2 separate regions of the Homo sapiens genome follow, and region 2 is linked to region 1. Evidence: chromatin loops called from intact Hi-C (ENCODE). Cell type or tissue: PC-3. All regions are shown on one strand. Each heading gives the region's core, and the rest is flanking DNA. Links, peaks and the distances in the headings are about the cores only. Region 1 has its middle 120 kb from the start of NYAP2. Region 2 holds the start of MIR4439 (microRNA 4439).

Region 1 (12,197 bases), core at 1,703-9,702:
GATGAGTTCTCACTATGTTGCCTAGGCTGGTTTTGAACTCCTGAGCTCAAGTGATCCTCCTGCCTCGGCCTCCCAAAATGCTAGGATTACAGGTATGAGCCATCAGGCCTGGCCTGTTAATTTCTTTATGAATTTTAATGGAACATTTTGAAATAATGCATTCTTTTTCTCTCATATTTTGTTCATTACATTTAACAACTTCCTTCTTGAAAAGACCTGTTGAATATTTATGTTTTAAGTTAGTTTTTTTAATATTCAGTTTTATAATTTACCTATAATTGATATGGTAGAGGTATGGTTACCTTTTATTTTCAAAATACTCAGACAACTAAGACAAAACATTTTATAATAATATATTTCTTCTATATTGTTTTGAGATAATTTTTAACCTATATATTTTTTAAATGTTTATATAAATGATAGAATGCCTTCTTCCATAATAACTTTTTTTCCAATTGTTTTCTATCATTGCCTACATTTTTCTTCATGCCTCAAGTTCTAGGTAAAATTTAGAATGATTTTGTTAATATAAAGTATCATTGAGATTTTGCTAGACATTGCTCACCCCAATATTAGACTCACACAATAATTTAGCGAGAACTCCCATCTTTTTATTTCTTCTTTTCATCTCCATAGAATCATATCTTTCTTTATGACATCAGTAAAGCTTTTCTTCTGTAGTGTCTTTCTAGGCTTTTTCATATCATATTTTCGTAAATAGAATCTTTTGGGGCTTAAGGCGAGAGGTAAAATATTTTGTGAGATGCCGTGGAAAAAGATAGGGTGAAGGAGAGCCTGGTGTTTCTCTTGGATAATGGTCCATGGTGTTGTGAACAGGAGTGGTGAAAACAGAAATGGAAGGAGCTGTTGCCTTGGGTAATTCTGAGACAAAGACCCACAGCCAGGTATGTTTTTGTTCTAGTGACAGCATGCAACTGAGAGAGAGTGGGGAGGGTCTGTGCATCCCCAATCCTGGCTGACCTCTCTGCAACGCGGGCTCCTGGGAGTTAACATCTAGAAGATCTGTTGCCCTGAGGGACAGAGTCTGTGGCCAGGAAATAAGTCATGATGTGGAGTGGTGCCTTCAAGGGGCTACAAGAGGGGTGGCAGTAGTATTGGATGCAGAAGTTAAGAGAAAGTACTAAAGCAACAAGGTTGGAAGGTTAAGAGCAGTTATTATTAGCTGGGGAGGTTCTGTACTATAACATGAACAATTATTTTTTACTGGGTTTTGGACGAACAGTATTTATCATGTCCTGAAAGGGTGCTTATTCCAAAACAGCTTAGGAACTTTTAATCTAAGGGCAGCTCTCTGGGTAGACATAATAAGATAATGGCCTTCATGCTGACATTTGAGGGGTATTTTAATTTTTTAATTTTTTATTTTTTAGAGATTGGAGTCTCACTGTGCTGCCCAGGCTGGCCTCCAACTCCTGGGTTCAAACAATCCTCCCTCCTGAGCCTCCCAAGTGGCTGAGATTACAGGCATGTGTCATGCACCTGGCTCGAGGGGTATTTTAAAATTTTCTGCCAGTGCCAATAGAAGTTGTCTACTTTCCCCTTCCCTACTCAGGAATTTCCTGTCATTCTACTTATAGAAAAGAAACAGGAGAAGAATAATCACAATCAAGTTAGTAGCATCACAATCAAATAAAAATTAAAGCCAGTTAATAAAAATTAATATAAGCTAATGAATGAATATCTTCCAAAGAGAAGGACATTCAGTGAGATGCTGTACAATGCAGCAAATATTTCTTGCATGCCTGTTGGGTATTAAGCATTCGTCTAGGAATGGTCTGATTTTTTTTAACTCTCTTTCAAAAAAGAAATAAGCATTTTTCCTTTCATCATGGGTCATCACAGGTAATGCAAAATAAATTTCTCTGTACAATATCCCTTAGCAACTCCCTAGCAACATTCAAATGAGCAAGCTTTTACCAACGGGGTTCACAGGACAAAATTTTAAGAAAAAGTAGCCTTTTTTTGCCACTAAATCTTTAATTTTAAATGTTTTACAAGAGAAATAATGTTTCATATGAAGGTTTAAATTATTAATTATCAAGTGCTCCTTTCCATATTAACATCTAGCATAATATTGTGAACAATAAAAGTCTGTTGAATAGAATCTTATTAAATATAGTAAGTCTGGGAAAATCTGGAAGAAACATTACTCTTCTTCTCTTGAGGTTCATGATGTCATTTTCTCTCCTTTTCCTCATAGATGACACTTATCTAATTTCTAATTGTTCCATCTAATTAATTGGAGATTTGACTGCCTGAATAGATTCTTGCCCTCTACCTAGGAAAATTTAATGTTCTTGTTTATAAATCATCTACTACAATAGCTTGGAACTCCATTTACATGGTTTTCTCTCTGTGCTTCAGCTTCAGGCTTTAAAAACTAATGAAATAACTAATTAATTAACTAATCTAATGAAACAAAAACATCCTGAAACTTTTCCTCATTTTCTATGTCACTAATATTAAATGTCCACATTTTAGACTCTGACGATGGCCTCCTCTTCTTCTAAAATTACTAATGCTCATGCTATGGATTGCATGTCTATATCCCTCCACAAATTCATGTTAAAATCCTAACCCTCAATGTGACGATATTAAGAGATGAGGCTTCCTAACTAAGGTGGAGCCCTCATAGATGAGATTTGTGCCCTTATATAAAAGAGACCCCAGAGAGCTCTTTCGTTCTCTTTCCGCCATGCAAAGATACAAAGAGAAGGTGGCAACGCAGAAGAGGGCCCACACCAGAACCTGACCATACTGGCACCCTGATCTTGGACTTTCTAGGTGGCAGAGCCATGAGAAATATATTTCTGTTGTTTATAAGGCCTCCAGTCTTGCACCCTGCACTGACCAAGACAGCTCATATTCTATCTTTTAATCCAGTGGTGTGGCAGTAGACTGGCTCTCTGAAAAAAATAAGGCCCCAGTTTGTGGTGCTTGCTGATTTCCAAGGCACAGATATTCCCAACAATGCTTTTTTCAAGCTACCCACATGAGGTCATTTAAACAGTTGAAAAGAGAAGTGCACAATCAACTCTTGCTAGTTTCCTAGGCTATGGCCTGCCTCTCTACTCCTCTCTCCATTTTCTCTGTCTGAAAGTGCCTGTATATGGCTTTCCTCTTCTGTCTTCCAGTCTGGAACTCTGGTGTGAGGACATGAGTTTACTCCCTTAGAATCTCTATCACCAACCTTCGATCCTTTCCATCTAATAATACCTCTTTCTGGTATCAATACAACAATCTACCATTTGACTCAAATTGGATTTCTGGGAGGACTGTGAACCAGGACTCAGCTGGGTGGATTGGAAATTGATAGATTCTACTTGCCATTGGGCCCTCAACACTACTGATCCAGGCAGGGTTTACTCTATTGATTCTTCATTTACTGAGCACTGAAAACCTCAATTTCTCTCCTCAGACCACTATCCTGTCCCTCTACCACCATGAATGCTGAAAACCTTGGCATTAGTATAGGCAAGAAAATGGAGATCTTTGGGAAGTAAATCAACCAATCTCGTAACCTGACCTCCCTCAAATTTCTTCCTCACACACCTTTGTCTACTTTGTAATCTCCAACTGCAGAAGGTATTTTTCATCCTGAATGAAGCCAATTCCTTCACCTCTGCTCATTTCCCTGGCACTCGCATCTCTCGGGAACCTCCTTCACCAGTGGACTCCTCTCCATAGCCATAACTGCTCCCTCCAGATTAAATCTCTTCCTTCAGTCATTAAACGTTCTCTGGCCACTTCGGCTCCAAAAAATTGCGACCTCTTTTAAGGTGACGTCTTCTTTTGCTATTGTCACATCTTTCTCTCATTTAAGATCCCAGATAGAGTCACCTACTCATGGCAGATCCTTTTCCTTTCTGGTTTATTTGGCTTTCTTCCATTCTTAATTTTTCATTTTCTCCTCACATTTACTCATAACCCCTCATACACGCACACTCACACACACCCCTCACTCATACCCATTGACCTACTACCCACACTCACGTTAATTATACTCACTTAACCACCAACAATGTCCCATGTTCAACATTTATAGTGCTTATCTAATCTGTGTCTCTCTGCCAAATATGATCATTAATTCCTGGCTTCATGAAGTGCGCAACTTCTATGATGTCTACGAAATGTTACATCTTTTTACCTCCTTTCTCCCTTCTGTGGTCCTTTTCCTCTATATATTTATCTAGTTTTAAATAAATGATCACATTGGCAAATGCCTGTGGCTTTATTATAATACATTTCTGAGCAACATGATTCATTTATATGGTTTTAACTAGACGTTTTTAATCAGAATGAACTCCAAATATATATTTCCACCCCTTATCTTTTCTGCTTTTTACCTAAATTCTACACGAGAATCTCTACCGTAAAGGAAAAACACAACACTGAATTCATCTTTGGTCTTCCCAGAGTTTCTCGCCTTTCTGTATTTGGTGTCTCACTGGAAGGAACTACTGTTTGACGAGGGAAAAAGATTTGAAGTTGCCTTTGAGTCCTTTCTCTCCCCTTAATAGTCCCATGCCCAGTCAATCACCAACCTCTAGATATCTGTGGAATCTAAACACTTCTCCCCCTTATTTAGACCTGCATCATTTTCGCTAGAGTTATTGCAAAGATTCCTCACTCTTTCTGTTTCCTCCTCAAATCCTGCCTCCACACTATCTCCAGGGTGTTCTAGCTGACTCTGCATGGCCTACATGGTGAAGCTCAAGCTTTGATCAGATCAAAAGGGCTCCCTCTGGGAGCAGTGGCTCACACTGTAATCCCAGCACTTTGGGAGGCCCGGGTGGGCAGATCACCTGAGGTCAGGAGTTCGAGATCAGCCTGGCCAACATGATGAAAATTCATCTCTACTAAAAATACAAAATTTAGCTGGGCATCGTGGCTGGCATCTGTAACCCGCTACTCAGGAGGCTGAGGCAGGAGAATCGCTTGAACCTGGGAGGCGAATGTTGCAGTGAGCCGTGACTGCATCACTGCACTCCAGCCTGGACAACAAGAAGAAGACTCTGTCTAAAAAAAAAAAAAGGAAAAGAAAAATACAAAAATAGAGGGGCTCCCACTTACCTGGTTTCTTTTCCCCTACCACCCCTTATGTCAAATGCAGTGTGCCAGCGACCCTGAACTTCATACCAACCCTGGTTCACATCATGCTTATTCTCATCTCTTTATATTTGTGCAAACTGTTCCCTCTGCCTGGACTCTCTCACCCTTTGTTCATTTCGTTAGCTTTCCATACCAAAATTTAGACAAAAAACTCTCCAGAAAGCTCACCTGGATACTCCCATTCCCTGTGGGTATGCTGGGCTTCCTCTGTCCTGGGAGCATGTGTCTATTACACCACTCATTGGTCAGCTTTAAATTCCTTTATCTATCTGCCTTATAGAATCAAGCTCTTCTACAGCAATCAGGGTGTTGTATTAATAATGAAGTGCGGGCTGGGCACAGTGGCTTAAGCCTGTAATCCCAGCACTATGGAAGCCTGAGGCAGGTGGATCACCTGAGGTCAGGAGTTCGAGACCAGCCTGGCCAACATGGTGAAACCCCATCCCTACTAAAAATACAAAAAAATCAGCTGGGTGTGGTGGAGCGCACCTGTAATCCCAGCTACTCAGGAGGCTGAGGCAGGAGAATCACTTGAACCTGGGAGGCAGAAGTTGCAGTGAGCCAAGATCGTGCCATTGCACTTCAGCCTGGGCAACAAGAGCGAAACTCCATCTCAGAAAAAATAAAATAATGAAGTGTGTCTGACACAGATCTTGGCACACAGCTGGCCCTCACTAAATGTTGGTTGTATTTTACATCAGGCAATTGAAATGTGATAAATGTCACTAAACTCTCTCCAGGATCAGCACAGAATGCTTGAGGAATGTTGCACAATTAATAATGGTTAGATGAGTAAAAGCATAATTCCTGTGGCTTCTAATATGTCAAAGAGGAAGGAAAGAAGGAAGAAAGGGAAGGAAGGAAGGAAGGAAGAACAGTAAGCAATGAGCTTTCTAATTGATTTTCTCTTTAAACTAGAGATAAGTGTAGAGTGAGGGTCAAGATCAGGGTGAACTTGAAGGAGAAGAGAAGAAGATGCTGAGGACTAATTCTGACACCATTTTGCCCAAGGCTGGTCTTAGACTTGACCCGTTAATTGCCAAATGCTCTAAGCAATGATGTGCTGCCAATAATCACAGTGAGGCCTAGGCAAGGAACTGATGCTGTTTCTTCGATCAGCCAGCAGAGGGGACAATAGAGCAAAGGCATTGATAACCTTACACAAATTTAGGAAATGTTGCTTCCTTTCCCACCACCTTCTGTTTCTCCAAGCTGAGGCTACCTCTGGGGAATTTCTATTATTGATTGCGTGCTGTTTACTACCTTACCATCATTTATCCATGGCAGCCCATGGCAATATTGCTGCTTTTTGTCAAAATGGAAAGAAAAATGGATGGGTTTTCATTGATGAGGCTAAGAACTCATTGTTTAATCATGCATTAAGCTCAGTATAAAGTCAACAATGAGTGGAATGCATAAAAGTTTATTTTGAAAACATTTTTTGCCTAATTTTCAATGACAATGAAAATATGCAGATACTGCAAGCTCTTGCAGTTCCCCCACCCATCAACTCTGCCTTTGCTGGTGCATGAGTCAACTAGCTTCTTAAATCACTGCATGCTTTTAGTGTCATTTCCAGTTGGCAGCACTGCAAACAACTGAGTTGTCAGAGGAGATAGATCCATGCGTAATATCATTTGCAAATGATTTATTTCTTAAAGTGCATAAAAATGCATTTTGAGCTCCTATGGTTGTTATTCCCACAGTAAACAATGGAGTAAAGAGAACTCTTAATTTGTTCACAGTGTGAGGGGTGTCAAGGGGAAGACAGGTTATGTTTAACATCTTTTGCATTATCAATTGACTAATAGGGTCACTGGGGAAAAAAAGCCACTTGAATTAAGTGCCTGGAAATAACCTTACTGTGAAGATATGGTGCCGAAGATGAGAAGCCAAAATCCAGATGAAACTAATCTCTCTCCATTTCCCATGTTTCCCCTAAATGCTCTTTTGTTTTGTTTTGCTTTGTTAAAGTGGCATTACCCCAGGCAGCTTAACCAGAGCTAGATACAGGTCTTTTAAGGCAGTTCATACAGAAAAGGGGAGAGGTCATTCAAGAAGAATGAACAAAGGATTTCCTACTAATGATTTCCAATTAGACCCTGTTGGCATTTTGGGTAAGGCCGTTCTTAACTGAGAGAAGCTGTGTCTTACATTTCAGGGCAGTTAGCACCATAGCTTCCCTCCCTAAGATACTAGGAGCATGCAACAGTTATCGTGAAAATCAACTGCATGATTTTCGTAGATGGCCTCCATCTAAGTGATGCCAATTGGAAATATCTCACTGTGTGTTTTCACCATGGAAGTTTGTTATCTCAGAATGTTCATTTAATACCATCGACAAACATGGGGATAATAGACTTACAGAGATGTAAGGACTTGAAATAACATATGCAAAGAGATGAGACATCACACAATAGGGATTTTATAAATAGTACTTATTAATATTATTGCGAGGAAATGTGCAAGTTATAACAATGAATGAGAATGGACTCCTTACTCTTATAGAACTATTTAGTGGAGAAAACATACATGCAGACATGCCCCAAATAATAATACAAGTCAGCACAGTTGTTAGGCATATTAGAGTCTGAACAGAGCTGAGTACAAATTGCTTTTGGGCTGCCTAGCTTCCGATGTTAAATGAGTACCCATTCTCTGGTGGAGTAAAGGTATGGTTTTAATCCTCTCTGTGAATCAGCTGTATGGTTTCCACCCAGATTTTGAGGTGGGAGGAGAAAATGTATAGATGAGTCTATTTTATTTTATTTTATATACATTTGAGACAGGGTCTCCCTCTGTCTCCTAGGCTGGAGTGCAGTGATGCAATCTTGGCTCACTGCAGCCTTCACCTCCTGGGCTTAGGTGATCCCCTTCAGCCCCTGGAGTAGCTCAGACTACAGGCAAATGCCACCATGCATGGCTAATTTTTGTATTTTTTCTACAGACGGGGTTTTGCCATGTTGCCTAGGCTAGTCTGGAACTCCTGAGCTCAAGTGATCTGCCTGCCTTGGCCTCCCAAAGTGCTGGGATTAGAGGCGTGAGCCACCATGCCTGCCTCATGAGCCTATTTTAAATTCCAGCCTGGGATATGGCCCCTAGGTAAATGTAGCCAGGAGAGAAACTTCAAAACTTCAAAAGTTTCAGGAAATTGATGTTAAATTTTTGTTTTACTCTCCATTATGAGGAATTTTTTAACTTCAATTGAAACAGAATTTGACTTTGTTGCACTTCAAATCCTTATGGATATTCCCCTTCAATTTCTAGCTAGTCCCAAATGTTTTATGTGCTAGTGTTTATAACCAAATTTGATTCCCAGACTCATGTGTTCCCTTAGATTATCTAATAGCCATTTCACACCCTTTCTGTTTTTTTCTGCATGGATTTATGTATGATTATGACTCCTATTTCTATTGCTATTTGTAATGTATTTTAGTTTTTGAAAATTCCTATACGTAAATCCATTCATTCAGTGCTTCACATGTTTACATTTGGCTGAATGCATGTCACCAGAAGCTAGGATATTTACTTATAGCTTGGAAGAACTGGAATGTCTGGTAATAAGGTCATGTGGATAAAAGTTATACATTTAACAAAAAAAGAAATAAGAAAGTATATGTTGGTGAAATTTTCAATTGAGTATAAATATGTCTTTTTCTAGGGTCAATTGAGTTTCTGAGCATTTTGAAAACTGAGACTACTTTTTAATTACTTTCAAATTAAGGAACATTCAATACTACAGCACCTTTTGTGAAGTAAATTAAAACCATTTTCTGAGATACATAGTCTGGATTTCCTCCTACTCCTGTTGCTAGGAGGAAGAAAAAGAGAACAAGAAAGATAGTAAATAATTCAACCTTAAATTCTATGTAATATACCACCCTTCTGCCTTATCTTAGGCTAAATTAGCATATTTCAAATATTCTAAACAATGAAATGAAAAAATAAGGGACGGGATTTCAGAGAACTCCAACTTAATGATGCAGCAGTCAACCAGCTGTTACCAACAGTTTCTTTCCAGAATGAAGTACTGATTTGACAGTGATTGGTTACCCCACAGAGACTGTCTTGGTATCAAGAAATCCAAATAAGCTGATCACAGTGAAATCTGATCTCTCAGGGACCACTTCTGTCTGCAAATGAAGGGGAGCCATTTGACCAGCTATTAGGATCTGGGGCTTTGGACTCTGACAGCACTGGGTTCAAATCCCTATTACCAATGAGTAATTGTCTGAAAGCAGACTTCTTAACCTTCTTCACCTGTGTGTTTTGCTGTCTAAGAATGGTGCCCTTTTCACTGAGCTCAGTGGATCCCTCACATTCTTCTCATCAGAGAGTTCTGGGCAAAAACTTGGAGGCCCAACTTTAAAGTTGAATAATAACTGCAACAGTGAGGTATCCCTTATTTGTGACCTGTGGAACTTTTACTCGACCCCGCCTTCTGTTCCTATGATAACAACCACAACCATGGCAACAATAACACTGATATGGACAGGAGACAGGGAGACATTGGGTAGGAGAGGGCAGTTCCTTGGCAAAGGCCCCACTCTCAAGCGTGGAAATCCACAGCCTGGAAACCCACAGCCCTCAGTGAGAAAAAGTGTTTCTGTTTTTGTACCCAAAAAGTTGCCTTTTGGTACACTACACTTCCCTATCCTGTACCCATATAAACCCTGAACCCTGGGCTCCAAAAGGAGATGAGCAAGCAGAACAACGGCAGAATGGCAGAGCAGAAAAGAAGAGAAGAAGCATCTGAATGTCAAGAGGAGCACAGCTGGGGACAATCAGAGAGATCAGCTGCTGGACCGCCAAACCCTAGGGGAAGATCATTTTCCCACTCTGTCCCCCTTCCAGCTCCCCATTCATCCTGCTGAGAGCTACCTCCACCACTCAATAAAACCCTGCATTCATTCTTCAAGTCCCTGTGTGACCTGGTTCTTCCTGGTTGCTGGACAAGGAACTGGGTCCCAAGGGGGTCCACTGAGCCGTCTAACACTTAAACCACCTGCAGGTGGCAAGGCTAAAAGAACACATTCTAACATGTGCCCACTTGGGCTTTGGGAGTTGAAGACACCCAACCCAACCCCATGGCTACCATGGGGCCAGAGCCCCCAAAACACTAGCCCTGGCTCCTGCACCTGTCCATCTGTGTGCCCCTACTCTCTTAAGGGGTTTGAGCATGGCAGCTGAACAAATGAGCTACACCCATGTCACATGTCCTGCAAGGGGGGGTCAGGGAACTCTCCTGTTTCAGCACTGTGCACCAGACATGGTGTAAGTTCTTTGGATATACCAACTCATTCATTTCTTACTATAACCCCAGGAAGTCAATAACTTCATATTATACCACACTTATTAGAAGTTTCTAAACATATTTCTACATTTTTTCAGAGAGGAATAAAGGGGACTGAATGCTTGATTTTGAAATCTGATAGCAATAAAAAAACTAAATTCTGCCAAAATAATGTTTAGTTGAAAAGAATGAATCGGAAACTCCAAAATGCCCAACAAAAGCATAACAGTTTCTTTTTTTTCATAGTGGGGATAAAAGAGGAAAACAAAGATGGTATAAAAATGGCAGGTATCTCTCACAACCTGGCATATATGGCTGGTGTAGACAACCCTACCTGCTCCACCTCACAGACATGTTGGCTAAAATACAGTAACAGCAACAATAAATCTACATTTGTATGTAATATCAACTTAAACTATGTGTAACATCATCTTATATACCTCATATCTCAAATATTATACTGTCTTGTATAATTTTTAATCTATATCTACTATCTATTTCTAGATCTATATTTCATATTTAGATATTCATTACATTGTTCTTCACACTGATTGGGTGTTTTAAATGTTTTGTAATAAATTAAAACAAAGGAAAAATATATTGGTAACTTTTCTGAACACTTAATCAAATGGTATATTAAAATTTAAGAAATGAACAGAGAGATCTGGTGGTGACCTGGCAACTGATATTGTTTGGTTATGTGTCCCCACCCAAATCTCATCTTGTAGCTCCTATAATTCCCATATGTTGTGGGAGGGACCTGTTGGCAGATGGTTGAATTGTGGCGGCAGGCCTTTCCCATGATGGTCTTGTGATAGTGAATAAGTCTCATGAGATCTGATGTTTTTAAAAACAGGAGTTTCCGGCTGGGTGTGGTGGCTCATGCCTGTAATCCCAGCACTTTGGGAGACTGAGGTGGGTGGATCACCTGAGGTCAGGAGTTCAAAACCAGCCTGGCCGACATGGTGAAACACCATCTCTACTGAAAATATAAAAATTAGCTGGGCGTGGTGGTGTGTGCCTGTAATCCCAGGTACTTGGGATGCTGAGGCAGGAGAATCGCTTGAAACCAGGAGGTGGAGGTTGCAGTGAGCCAAGATCATGCCACTGCACTCCAACCTGGGTGACAGAATGAAACACCATCTCAAAGAAAAAAGAAAGAAAAGAAAAACAGGAGTTTCCCTGTATAAGCTCTCTCTTTGCCTGATGCCATCCATGTAAGATTTGACTTACTTTTCTTTGCCTTCTGGCATGATTGTCAGGCCTCCCCAGTGATGTGGAATTGTGAGTTCATTAAACCTCTTTCTTTTGTAAATTGCCTAGTTTGGGTTATTTATCAGCAGCATGCAAACGGACTAATACAGCAACCCAATGGGGCTTTAGTCCTGGATATGGCCTGGTAGCGGGGATGTGATTCTAATGCTCTCTGAGAGCAGAAGGCATGTCCAAAGGACAGAGGAAGATAATGAAGCTGAAACTGAGCTTGAAACCTTGAATTTCTGCCCCATGTAATCATATATAGTCCTCTAGCCTAAAGAGGCCAAGAGGAAGCTTCCTTCATTTGGGGTCATGAATGGCCAATCTAATGTGCTGTGTGGGTCTGAATTTATCTATTTTTTGGATCATGAACTGAAAAATATAAGGAAAACCTCTAGGCTCTCAAGCAAATACACAAACTGTGTAGGTGGTTACATTTATACTGAAGGCACACAGCATTCTAAGTCTTGGTCTGAGTTACTCCAGAAGCAAACCTTGAGACTAATATTTGAGT
Region 2 (8,000 bases), core at 1-8,000, 270 kb before region 1:
TATTTTTTGGAGGGGTGAGTATGGATAGGTGAGGTAATTTTCTAGGCAGAGCAAACACATTATAAATATATTTTAAATATTTGACCAATACGAAAACCATCTTCATTCTTCTCCCCACCTTTACTTTATGGACTGTTTCCATACCTTCCATTTATGGCCATCTTAGTTTGAGTGGCATGGGTTAGTATAAAATCCCCTAGTGGTTTCCTAACTGCAATTCTTGTCTTTTTTAGATTAAGCTTACACATTTACTTATATCACAGCTTTAGCTGAAAAGCTTCAAAATCTCCCTCAAGTTCATCAAATGATCCAAATGAGGAGGAACGTACAAAGGCCCCTTTTAATCAGGCTCTTATCTGCTAGGTAAACCTAATAAGTTCTGCTCCATTTCTTAAATGTCGACATACCTCCCATTTATGTTTTAGCCCCTGCCACTTTTTGCACTTAGAGTTCCTCTCAATGCTTCCAATCAAAATCCTTCATTTTTCAAAGACCAGTTCAAAGAGCACACTTGCTGAGGTCCTGTGATGAAGGTAATGTCTCTGTCTTCTAAGCCGTTCTAGTCCTCCTACTACACCTATCACACACTGTCTAACATGAGTTATTTGAGTACATCTCTTATTTGTATTGATGGTTTCAATCTATGTTTGGAGAAATAAAAGGAGCAAGGAAGGAATAAACATGCAGATTAGAGTTGAGAAACATTGATGGATATCAGAGTTAATCTCTCATGTTGTTTCTGTCCTCTCAAAGTCAATGACCTGTGCATACAAAGGGTAAAGTGAACCTTGAAAAGGGGGAAATAAAATCCCCAGTTTTAAGACAGTACTAGCAGTCCTGAGGACTTGAACTTCAAGCCATTAGATTACACTGAGGTGTGCTGAGCCAACTCACCTAACTGCAGTCAAGAGCTCTCAGGATGTGTGAAGACAGGCTAGAAGGTTTGAGAATGCATAAATGTGTCACAAAATGTATGAAAGGAACGTGAGATAGATTCTGCAATCCATCATCTTGCTTTCTGTTTACTTCTAGTAAATTTCTAGAGTGGACATTAACAGGATGATTTGTCAGCTCTTACGAAAGAAAAAGGTGGTTAGCAGGTACTAGTGCAGATCACTAAGACCAAATTAAGTCATGATAATCTTATTTCCTTTTCCCTGGCCTGAGATGAGAAGATTGTATGAGTTTTATGAAGGTATATAATAAGAACTCTGAGATGTTTTTGTACCTCCCAGAAGGTGGTTTCTAGCAGTAAGCATTACAACTCTCTCTTGACTTTGTTAAATTAGATGCATGCATAAATAAAACCTGTAAATAGTCCATGAGGCCAACATTGTTGTAAATAAACTGAAGTTTAAAGCAGACTTAGTAGGTTGACATAACTAGAACCCATAATATTCCCACATGCAAGTTAAGTCTAAGAAGTTGTACTTTAAGGAGGATTAAAAGAAGATCCTGATTTACATAAAAGTTAAAAGGATATAAAAGAAAGACATGATTTAACAGTGCATTTGTGAAAAAGACTTGGGCATCAATATAAACCAACCTGATGAGGAATCTAATATTAAGTTGTATTAGAAGAAAACATAGTATTTAGAATAAAAAAGGTGGTGATCCTGGTTTTCATGGCAGTGATGAAACTTGAAATATTGTGTTTAATTCTTGGAGACAGATTAGGAAGGATACAGACAAGCAGGACCGATTGCAAGGAGAGCAATGAAGACATTAAAAAACATCCACAAAAAAGTCCGGAAGAATGATGGTTAGCTTTGGAAAGATAAGACTACAACAGGCTTGACAATTGTTTTTGAAAACTTAAAAATGGTCATGTAAAAAAGAATTACGCCTAATTGTGAGCATGATCAGGGATATGCATTCTGTTCTTTAAGAAATGCTGCTATCATCTAATTTTTTTTTTTCAATGGAGTGGGGGCAAATAAAAGTAAAGTGACTTTCCACGCATAGCAGATCCAATATGCTCAAATGTCACCCAAAGGAGTAGAGTTAAAGCCATGGCTGGAAGTTCATGAGCATCAATCCTGACTCAGTATATTGAAGAGTATTTTAGAAGTAAAAGCTGTACCAAACATGGGATTAGTCTTCTTGTCATTCATTCATAAACTTTTTATTTCTTTAGAGATGAGGTCTTGCTATGTTGCCCAGGGTGGACTCAAATTCCTGGGCTCAACTGATCCTCTCTCCTCAACCTCCAGAGTAGCTAGGACTACAGGCATGGGTCACTGTGCCCTGCCGAGAATTCACAAACATTTCTTGAGTGAAGACTCTTTGTTATGCATGGTGCTAGATTGTGAGTAGTGGACACTTTTTCTTCTGAGGCAGTCTTATATCAACACTTTATGCTGACTTTGTAAGAATATTCATGTTTTAAGAAGATACACAAAAACTATTTATTTAGCATTTATGGGTTTCAGTGATCAGCTGGCATTTTCTTTTCCTCAGAATTTAAAATATCTTCTGTAGGCTAACCAAAATATCACTGGGTAACTACCTACATTTCCTTTGAATTGGCAGTTGGGAGCACTGGTATCACTTCCTCTACCAAACTGTACAGAACTACTGTTATGTACCAAAGACCATAAATCACAGAGTTGCTGGGATTGTGAAAAAAATATTGAGACTGGCTGTCTCATCTTACAAATAAGGAAACCAAAGTCCAAGTGGGGCAAGTACTACCTGTAATGACATATCCAAAATGAGAGCACAGGTCCACTGAATCGTCCTTAGTACTCTATCCAATGCTCCACTATCTGCCCATAATATCCCACAGGTTACTATGTGTCGACACAAAGATAGACTAGGATTGACCTGAACAAACAGCCACAGTTATGTTAAACAAGCACCGTTTCCACCTCTCATAAGCTGTGTCTGATTTGCCATAAATCTCAAGCCAAATACGTCCAGTGAGTTGTACATTTATCATGTTAAGATGAAGGCTCTACTGGTGATAGATTTACTAAAAATATTCCAATCTTGTAATCTAAAGGACTTCAGCCTCAGGTGATATGGGGCCAGCAGCCAACATTGGAAAGACCACATCATGAAGTGAGGCTATACCGCCCTCTAGGGAGAGATGCTTGAAAAACCAGGGTCGACGCCTAAGTAAGGGGGTCACAGATTAGGTTTAAGTGGTTAAAATTTTATGTCTTCACAAAAAGTTTCCAACTACAGAAGAGTATTTAATTTTTCGCTAAGATGTAATATTCTACCTACCAAGAAAATCAATCACTGAATCAAAATATTAAAAAATAGGTGATATTAAGTTCTATAACAGTAAAACCTTAAGAAGGGAAGCTCTCTGAACATTAAAATACTCAGCCGAATTTCTAAATTAGTAAGACTTCAAAAAAGAAGACCATAATATCCACTATGTCCACTTATTAGCTTCAATCAAATAAGAGATTACTTTTGCAATTATTCTTCATGCAAAAAGATCTGTTAATCTCCCTGAGTGTCTCCCTACAAATCTCATTTCACCTGGGTGGCTCTTGGCAAGGTTAGCAGAATGTCGTCTGCAGAGAAGAAATGCAGAAATGCAGTTGAAGGGAACAATGACAAAGGCAAGCCCTAAGGCAAAAAAAAAAAAAGAAAGAAAAAAGAAAACAACAACAAAAACATGAAAACTGTATTCAGAGTTTGCTTACAAAGAGAAAACTCTCCAAAGCAATGAACTGAAACTGGCCACTGGAAAGACTTGTTTATAGATGTTCATTTTGACTCAATAGTACGCTGGAGTCCTACTCTTTATTTAATGATATGGTCAAGTCATGCAGGCTGATGTGGATGTGATCAGAGAGACTAACAAGAGTCTTTGTGTTGCCCTCCTGCATAGTTGAGGGATTAGATTTCTTTAAGAGTTGTACTGGTTAACCGTTAACTGAGTAACAAACTGCCCCAAACACTCAGGGGCATAGAAAAAAATGCAGCCATTTTTTCATGTGGCTAAGGAGCCTAAAGGTTGTCTGGGCAGTTCTTCTGGCATTGGCTGGGGCTTTACTCATGCATCTGCAGTCAGCTGCAGGTCCACTAGGCAGTTCTGAGGGTGTGTGGGGCCTTGGCTAGAATAACCAGGTAGATTCAGCTCTTTTCCTTAAATCTCATCTGCCAGCAACCAAGCCAGGCATTTTCCTATGGCAATGGCAGAGGATCAAGAGAGGAAGAAGAGGCAGTCAAGAACCTTTTAAGCCTTGCTGTGTTTAGTTTATTAGTGTCTCATGGGCCAAAGCAAATTTTAACAAGAAGCCTAAACTCAGTGTGGGAGGGCACCCCCAAAGGGCCTGGATAGAGAGAAGTATGAAGAACTGGGGAGGTGAATGCAATTAATTTGCCAGGCCAGGGGACAGAATCTTATATTGTCCCCTAGACAACCTAGAGGAAAATATAAAATTCTGTCTCCTGGCCTGGTAAACTGATACCTTAGAGGCATTTGCTTTGTGTGTATCTTAGATAAAATGCCTCCAAGGTATCAGTCACTGGTACCCTAGCTGACATCAGTTTCTTTTAGAAGAGCAGACTTTGAGAAAGGGAAGGGACACTGGGAAAGGGAACGTAAGATCAGTTCAGGCACTTCATCTTTTGATTCAAATAAGACAGTTCATACAATTTTGGGGGTTAACATTATTACAGAATGAATTAGAGTTGGGAATATAGATTAAAAGTTGAAAAAGAAATACAGAAAAGCAAATCAAAATTTTTTTTCAAAGACAGACATCAACTAATGCAGAATGAGAAACAAGATAAATCCTGCAAAACTTTTCCAAGGAAGCATTCAGCCTCTATCAAATGGGTCAGCTAAGAAGCTAAACGGCACAGCAAGGACATACTGATCCCATCATCTTCATGGTTCTAAATCAAACCAAACGTAGGTAAAAGGCCTGATATCTTCTCAGCTGATGAGTCAAATACTTCGAAGGGAAAATATAGTAAAATATTTCAAGGTTTGGAAGACAGCTTGGCTGTGACACATTCTGACTCACAACAAGTCATGAGTTTTCTGACAAAGCAAAAGTAGTGATGGAAAATATTGATATGATATCTATCATAGCATATGTATATAGTCAAAGTTCTTTCACAGCAAGCAAGTGTTGCCAAATGATCAGTTCAAAGAAGATTTCACGCCAATGAAGATGATTACAAAAAGGAAAAAGAGGCAATGTCGCAGTAGTTGCCAGAAAGGACTTACGGCTTTTCAGGTAGGTAGATAAGTCACAGGTACAAAGAAAAAATGAGATAGAAGCACATATTTGCCACACAAATAAACCTGCTAGAAGTATTCATGCTGGAAGTTTCAGCTTCCTAAAGTGACTCTTTCCATAGCCAGAGAGAAAAGAGGTTGCAAGATCAAGTTACTTTAAAGAAGAAATGAAATTCAAATTAAATTAACTCTTAGAGTGTTGAATATTGACATCAATGCCACCAGCCAATGTGAAGGTAAAGAGAGGCCTGCAGTTATGACTTCAGGACATACATGGCTTTCTTATAAAATGTTTATGTTGGCAGTTTTACTGCAAATAATACCTTCGAAACTGAAATGCATCTATTTAATCCTGATTTTTAAACAGTAAAGACTCTGAACTTTAGCAAAGAAAATCAACCAAGTCAAGTCCAGAGTTGGGTGCAGTTGAATGAAAGGAAGACGTTGGGGCTTGCAGGGACATCTGGCTTCCAGCAGGGAGGCCACGTCAATATGCAAATTGCCACAGGCATTATAAAATGGCACCCAAAATGTTAGGCTCTGCAAGAACGGTCTAGCTGCCCTTAGCTACAGCGTAAGCCGAAGTACCCAGAGTCAAAACGACCTGAGCTGCTCTGTGGGACATGCCCCAACGAGAACATCATCAGGGCAAGCTCAATGCACATACGCAACTGAATTAAAAACGAGCTCACATGTACTGTCGGGAAGAAGAAAAATAAGCCTTCTAAATTCATTCAGCAGAGAGTAGGACTTGAAAATGGCTTTGCCCAATATTATTATTATCAATAATAATTCAGTATTATGCATATCATGTCTCCAGATTTCTCAGAATGAGGCCCCACTCATTCAGAATTTGAAATCCATAAGCAGGGTGAAAATATTTCCTCTGGCTATGCTAAGGGAAACTTGAGGCCCAGACACTTAGACTTGCCATCAGTTCCACTGAGTTGGTAGCTTAACGGCTCTTTGCTCAGAGGTTTTAACCTCTGCTCTGGACCAGACTGAAATGAACAGTAATCGCATATGCTCCTTTCACACGAACCAAAAGCTGAACGTACCCTGAATTACCTCTTTGTTAAATAAGGAGGTTTAAAAAGCATTTGCAGGCATGCATGTCAATTAGGGACAATACATCAATCATCCAGAGCATGCTTCCAAGTTCATTTTATTTCAGTAATAATTTTGTACTAAATTCCATCCGCCTCTACTTTACTTTCAAAATAGGATGAAGACAATTCCCAAATTCTTTAATATACTTGTATAGTGCTTGCTTTTTCAGTTTTATAACCAGCTTTTAAAAAATTGTAGTGCCAATAGAAATTGGCTTCTCCATCAGATAGTCCAAAAGAGATTATTAACATATAGCTCCCTAGAGTTAGCAAGGCATTTACAAGTTGCAAAGCATTTATCTCATTTGATGCACATAACTCATAATAATAATAATGGTTAACAATTATGTTGTATAATAGATACAATCCTAAACATTACTTGCTGTTTAAACAAACTAATCTTTACAAAAACTATAAAATAGGTATGATTTTTATTCCCATTTGTACAAAAAAGAAAATTAAAGCCCAGGAAGGTCCTATTAGTTGTTTAATGCCACAGAGGCTAATATTCATAAGCCTTAGTTCCATATTAAAACATTTAGTTTTAGCTTATGTATTAAATAATTGAGCTTCTATTAGATTACCACTTCGCTATGATGGCAGGGTGTTACTATACTTTTAAAGAAGTCTTTTCCAGAGTGCTTTGTTATTTCCCTGTAATCAGGACCAAATTCCTCTTTTGAACATTAATTTAACTGGGTACTTTTCTTAGTATTCATTTTCCTCATATTTCCTGGAACTTTAGTCTGCAGATTAATCTTGAGTCAGATTAATCAGTGAGTCCTGATTAGTCCTTTGAGTTAGTTCACATCAGGGAGATTGCACAAATCATTTCTTTGTTAAAATCAAACCACATTCCCTTTTACTGCCAGTTAGTATATAAAATTTTCAGTACCCTATAGGAAAGTAATCACTTACCTATTGGATGACAAGCATCATCAAAATCTCCTGACTATAAAGGTCCCTGATCACTCAAAAGTACATCCACTGGTGCTTGTATAGTTAAGTGTGCAGCTGTGAAATGTACGTCAAGGTTCACAGTATCCGAAAGTACTATGTCTCAGAAATGGCTCCACAAGTTTAGTTAAATCCCATTTATTAACTGGTGTTTCTCTTAACTGCTAAGATCATGAGCAGAAAGTTCATGATTCTGAAGTGAATGAAATGATGTAGGTCAGATCACTCCAACCAAAGTGAAGTGGAGAGCTGAGGCATGTTAATCAACCAACCAACCTAGATTCTCGCATTCCCTAGATAATAACCTCTCAGGGCTTCCTGTGCTCAGTGTGGGGCAATGTACTCTATCTGCACTTGACTTTACTTAAGAACAGGCTTGAGTGAAGGCATCCTACATGTGCAGTGCTTACTGCCAGTTTTTGAAACAGGTATTTACAATTCCTTTTGGTTCTCTTCAGTTCAACCACCAGCTCTGCAAGGCTATTGGCAGTGTCATAGAATTGACACAGAAAATCCATCATGGGCTCTGGGGTGTGCGTGTGTGTGTGTGTGAGTGACAGAGAGAGAAGGAGGCAATAGTAAGTGACAAAAAGTAGATAAGTAACTCAAGAAATATAGGGCTTTCCAAGCATTTAAGAGCCTTTCATATTTTTATTCTATCTCTTTCCTGTGTCCTTTAGTAAACTGCTACTTAGACCACAGCCATGATTTAGAAATTCAAA

The links. Peaks named below come from ENCODE experiments on the same cell type or tissue, not always from the same donor. Only the 100,000 strongest peaks of a DNase experiment are listed, where the experiment ranks them.
Region 2: it touches region 1 in a loop (2.8-fold over the local background); 4 of 110 quality-filtered maps call a loop at or near these places.

Annotation. Positions count from the first base shown.
Region 1 is chr2:225,276,800-225,288,996 of GRCh38, forward strand. No RefSeq gene overlaps it. Among named protein-coding and RNA genes, the nearest start is that of NYAP2, 120 kb to the right of the region's middle. In PC-3, for the core only: CTCF peaks have their summits at 6,270 (motif pointing right) and 6,470; a DNase peak (open chromatin) is centred at 6,682.
Region 2 is chr2:225,006,047-225,014,046 of GRCh38, forward strand. All of the region lies in intron 1 of DOCK10 (dedicator of cytokinesis 10), which reads right to left. MIR4439 (microRNA 4439) reads right to left here and starts at 4,494; the gene lies at 4,415-4,494. In PC-3, for the core only: CTCF peaks have their summits at 3,080 and 3,280; DNase peaks (open chromatin) are centred at 3,895 and 4,965; H3K4me3 peaks cover 1,636 bases; H3K27ac peaks cover 2,855 bases.